2 separate regions of the Mus musculus genome follow, and region 1 is linked to region 2. Evidence: chromatin contacts called from ENCODE Hi-C or POLR2A ChIA-PET data. All regions are on one chromosome and are shown on one strand. The core of a region is the stretch at or near the end of the contact, and the rest is flanking DNA. Distances in the headings are between cores, read along the strand shown.

Region 1 (2,700 bases), core at 56-2,555, 460 kb before region 2:
CCAGCCTCAGATGACCAGGGGAAGCCTGGCGGGCCGCTGTGCCAGGAGCGTGCCGCCCCGCCCCCTGGACGCCAGCTGCAGCACGAGGTTGCCTTCCCACGCGCTGGGCCTCCTTGCCATCCCCTTACCCCTCCTACCCGGAACCCAGCAAAGCCCTCCGAAGCGTAGGTTTGTGGCCTGGGCGAGGACGCCACCTCTGTGTCTACCCTGTCCCGCGTGGTGCTGACGCGCAGACCCAGCGCGGGACCAGACAGCCCTGCTTCCCACGGGTCCCGTTCTTGGCTATCGCAGGACCGAACCTCATCGAGGCCTCCAGAACTCTTGCCCTGTTTTCTTGCTCTTCATGCTTGCTTTAAGAATTGTCCTCTGGTTGGAGCGTCTGGCTGTACAGACAGGGAGTGCGGGAAAATTAAAGCGCCGGAGCCTGGGTTCTGGGAGCCAAACCCGACCAAGGCGTGTGACTATACATTATGACTGGGAATCTGAAGCAGGAGTCCTTGGGCTCCTTTTAAGTGGGTACAACAGGGTGTGTTCTGTACGCGCTCCTGGGGGGGGGTGGCGAAGAGGCTCGGGTTCCTCAGTCTGAACTGCACGAAGCCCAAAGACCCGGGGCGTGCGCCGGCCTGTGCCCCAGTCTTTGAGCCCGCCGCCGCCGTTCAGCCTCTATTGCCTTGGACCTTGGAGGCAGGCGGATTCGTTTCACCCTAGGCCTCCCTAGGGTCGCCCCCGGAGCGGGCCAGGAGCTGGGACGCAGTCTCAGCCCCGCCTCCTGCAGGGCTCAGGTTTCGACCCGAGATTAGGTGAACTGATTGGGGGTTAAAGAGAGCGACGCCAGCTCTCGGTCATGCTCAGGGACCCTGGCCTCCTGGCCAGGCCTTCTGGCCACTGCTCACTCGTGCGCGCTCCGGTTTCATCTTGCTGGCCCGCGAAGTCGTTGGCACTCATTAAATTTGGGCACCGCGTGTTTGCCAGTAAGCACGCAGTTTAAACTCAACTTCCCTAGGACAAGATTTTTGGTGAGCAGATCAGAAAATAATTCTTTCTGGGACTTAGTTTCTGAAGCAAGGCCTACAGGTCTGGAATGTTTCTCAGTGGTCGCCGTCCTGGCCGGTGCCACACCACTATTCCAGTGGGCGTTTCTCCTGGGACAAGTGTTGGTCCTTTGCCACTCCCACCTCACTTTCCTGTGCCTCTGGCTTCCTGACTTCTGCTCCAGCCACTGCAGCACATAGTCCCTAGGCAAACCAGTCCCTAGTACGCCCCTCTTTCGCTTCTGTTCGTCGCGGGGCTCCTGGAGGTTTTGGCTCCAAGCCCCTTCCGGGTCCCAAACACTGATGCCCCCTGACTGGCTAAACTAAGCCACGCATCCCTGGCGTGAGCCACAACCCAGAAGGGAGCAGGTGGGCTTGCAGGGTTGACTTGGGATAACGGACCAGTTGTGGACTACTGCTCTCAGGAGAGTGATGATCTAGCTTTGGTAGGGAAGGGGAGGGGCTGAGGCGTGGGCAGGGCAGAGCAAAGGGACCAGAGCCAGAGCCTGGGGACAGGTTTTACCACTGAGCTGTTGCAGTGGCGGCGGAGGCCGGGATTCGTGCCACCTGTCCGAGTGCCACCTGGTGAGCGTGGCGCCTGGGTCCAGGCCCCTCCTCCCGCGGCTTCCCTCTCTCCTCCCTGGCCCACACTCTTCCTTGGCCTGGGAACCTACCACAACCGCCATCGGTGCTGACCCTCGTTTCCACCCAATTTTCCCCCTTCTCTCAGAACTCAGAGTATCCGAGGGTCCAAACATTCGTCCAGCGGCTGACCACCATGCCGCGCTCATTCCTGGTCAAGAGCAAGAAGGCGCACAGCTATCACCAGCCGCGTTCTCCGGGGCCGGACTACTCCCTGCGCCTGGAGACCGTGCCTGCGCCGGGCAGAGCAGGTGCGAAGCGCGCAGAGGCCGGGTAGGGCAGCTGCCGAGGACACCGACTCTGCTCCAAGCCACCTCGTTTCCTAGGAATCGGGGGAGGCTATCCTAACGCCCCTCGGGTGCTTTTTTGTTTTTGTTTTTGTTTCCCGGTGCTCAGATTTGCTGAGCTTGCCAGAGATGCCCCTGGCGCTCGCAGTCGGCTCTTGAATTCGGGAGGGAGGGCTCCCGGTTGGGTCAGAGTGGACAGAGGAGGACACGGGCGCCACGGTGGAACCACTTCAGTTCGGCCAGGTTTAGGTTTATTTCTCTCCTGAATCTTTTCCGCAGAGGGCGGCGCTGTGAGTGCAGGCGAGTCGAAAATGGAGCCCCGAGAGCGTTTGTCCCCCGACTCTCAGCTTACCGAGGCTCCCGACAGGGCCTCCGCGTCCCCCAACAGCTGCGAAGGCAGCGTTTGTGACCCCTGCTCCGAGTTCGAGGACTTTTGGAGGCCCCCTTCTCCCTCCGTGTCTCCAGGTAAGCCTTGATTCGAGGTCTTGTGGCAGAGTTCTGGAGTCGCAGCACGGAGGGAAGCCCGCACAAGGGATGCAGAGGGTCGGCCTAGGGATCTGGCTCCTAAGGGAACAGGGTTCAGGGGAGGCATCCAGCTTTTGTGCTGGACACCTTGCCCAAAGTGTCCTCTGCCTCCTTCTAAGTCCCTTAGCTCCAGGCTGGCCCTTAATTCGTTTGCCTGGAACTAACAGGCGAGGTCAAACGAACTGGTCCTTCTCTGGCTGGCATTTCTTTTATGT
Region 2 (2,700 bases), core at 50-2,549:
ATGTACACACACAAATATATATAATATATTATATATAGAGACACATATACAACGATACACACAGACAAACACATACACACCACACACACACAGATGGATAAATATACACACACAAATATACATAGACACACACATATACATATACCAGATACACACACACACACACACACACCACACACACAAATTGACAGATGCTCACACACCACACACGGACAGAGACATACCACACACACACACACACACACACACACACACACACACACACGGAGGGACATACACACATCACACACACAAATATACACACACACACACACACAGATACACAGAGACAGACACACACCACACAGACGGACACACAAACACACACAGATAGACACAAACACGCACACACACACACATTCCTTCCTTAGTCTAGGCTTTTCTAAGTAGCTCCTTTGGAGCGTGGGTCTAGATTCGTGGTGCTGTCAAGGATTTGGTTGAGCAGGCTTTCCTCAGCTAATCCCTGTATTTACCCAAATGCTTTGCTGGTTCTCAGGAATGTGCAGCAGCCAGCTCTGATTAATGGTCTCAGAAGTAAACACAGCATGCTCCGAAATCAACAGACTTAGCAAGCGGCACATTCTTCTTTGTTTTTAACCTGTGAGTGCCCCCCCCCCCCTGTTTTCTTCTGCTAATTTGTGGTGCTAAAGGCTCCCATCCCCAGCAGTGGAGCACACTGCTGTGAAGCTTTGGGTGGCGAGCAAAGAGATCACTCTGCAGTCGCCTCCAGATTGTTCCAGGGTCTCAGTGGTTCTACTTACGCACTCACACAGCTCATGAGCCCAAAGAGATTTCATGATGTCAAGGCGGGTCAGCAGCTAAGTGACTATGACAGAACCTCACCTGAAAGAGGAGTTGGTGTTTTCTGGTTTTATTTCAGAGGTACACAATTATGGAGGCCTGGCTCCACCCAGCATTCAGCTGAGGGGCTGGATTCCTGAGTCATGCCACAGCTCTGGTCTGTAGTCTTGGCTGGACATCAGCCAGGTGGGACCCCTGGGATTCCCTTCCTGTCCTCCCAGGCCCTAGAACTCTGTCAGCACACTGGGGAGATTAGACAAAAAAAAAAAAAAAAAAACCCTCGCAGTTTGCTTTCTTTTCGAACACGTTCTCATAAAGAGGGGCTTCAGCTCAAAGAAGCTCCTTCTTTGTTCACCACAGCTGTGTGGAGTCTCAACTTGTCCTGCACTTCCTCGGAGATGTCTCGAGATCCGGAGTGAACTTGCTGTGGTTGCCTTTGGGCATCAAACTGTTTAGCTTGGCTCGATTATATAATAATTATATAATTGCCCAATATTCTTGTCAGCAATTTGCAGGCCGTATTTTTAATAGGGCCATTTGCCTTTCTTTCCATGGTTCCTTCAGGACTGGTGTAAGCTCCTGGATTATTGCAGCGCAGCCCCACAGGCCCTGCACAGATGTGAGCAGAGGTGACGCGCGCCCTGGGCTGCCTGTGGTTATTTGCTCCATAAAAATCCTCCTGTAAACCATCTTCTCAGTGCTCCTTATGGGTCTTTGCTTTAGTAAGATTTCTGTTGGTGTTCGTTGAAATGGTATATTCTTTCAGGGAGATTTCTCTTTATTAACCCGTTTAGGAAATCTAATTTTTGAAGAAAAAAACCTGGAAACAAACTCTCCAGCTTATTAACCCATTTAGGAAATCTAATTTTTGAAGAGGAAAAACGGGAGACAAACTCTCAGTGTTGTTGTCGAGTTCTTAAGCAAACAGACATTTCCATTTATCTGATGGTGAGAGAAAGGCGAGGCTTCCAGGGGTTAGCTGAAGTAAATTTCGTGGCTTTCAAATAAGTTTTCTAACTTGTCAGCATTGCTGGTAACTTTGTTCTCCCTTGACCTTGACTTCTTTCTCCCTGTGGCAATACACAAAACTTGTTGGGCAGGAGCTAAGAATTACATGAATGACCGACCACACTCCGATCTTTTCAGTTATCAGCAAGAAGACCTCAAAGAGAATGGGGTAGTGATCAAAATAGCTGATATTTTTTGATTGATAGCGTATTATATGTGTGGCACCTTATAAACCTGGGTGCGCGCTCTCTCTCTCTCTCTCTCTCTGTGCCTCTCTCTGTCTCTGTCTCTCTTTCTCCCTCTGCATCTCTGTCTCTCTCTCTCACACATACATATATATATTTCAACTGTCTCAAACAAAGCAACAACCTCCCCTCCCCCGATACACATATCAGTCACAAATCTCAGCTAGATGACGGCCACACCTTTAATTCCAGAACTCAGGGGTCAGAGGCAGGTGGATCTCTGTGAGTTTGTGGCCAGCCTGTTCTACAGAGTGAGTACAGACCTACCAGGACTACAGTGAGACCTTGCCTCAAACAAACCACACTCACACACAGACCCAGACACACACAGATCCAGACACACAGAGACCCACTACACACACACACACACACACACACACACGTAAAGCAACAGCAATACAACCTTGACAGAGCTCTAGACAGGAACCAGAAATGGTTAGAAAGAGGCTTCTGGATCACATGGCCCAGGACTGAGTTTTTCTGCAATGTGGCAGAGAGGCAGCAAAGCCCTTTCTCCTTTTTAATATTGGTGAAGAGGTGAAGAGTTGAAATATGAGTTTTGTTCTTTCTGTTCTTTTTTTGTTTTTTGTTGTTTTTTGTTTGTTTG

Evidence for each region. A loop is a pair of places that touch in the nucleus more often than their neighbours do. ChIA-PET counts read pairs that join two places held with the same protein, here RNA polymerase II (POLR2A).
Region 1: a loop to region 2 is called in a map of T-helper 17 cell, with 3 times the contacts of the local background. The contact joins the promoter of Gfi1 here to the enhancer-like site in region 2. A Hi-C loop is called at or near these places in 1 of 37 maps with a recorded cell type or tissue (T-helper 17 cell). POLR2A ChIA-PET finds 5 or more read pairs at or near these places in 1 of 5 experiments (embryonic stem cell).

What each region holds. Positions count from the first base shown.
Region 1 is chr5:107,722,948-107,725,647 of GRCm38, reverse strand. Gfi1 (growth factor independent 1 transcription repressor) reads left to right here and starts at 1,305. Exons shown (of 6, transcript NM_010278.2): 1 at 1,305-1,924; 2 at 2,240-2,425. The coding sequence starts at 1,810. RefSeq lists a promoter at 1,286-1,674.
Region 2 is chr5:107,266,935-107,269,634 of GRCm38, reverse strand. The region is part of intron 1 of Tgfbr3 (transforming growth factor, beta receptor III); the gene reads left to right. Among named protein-coding and RNA genes, the nearest start is that of Tgfbr3, 21 kb to the left of the region's middle. Within about 2 kb of position 1,299, at least 1 of the 3 ENCODE cell types and tissues checked has a DNase peak (open chromatin) inside an H3K27ac peak, as active enhancers do.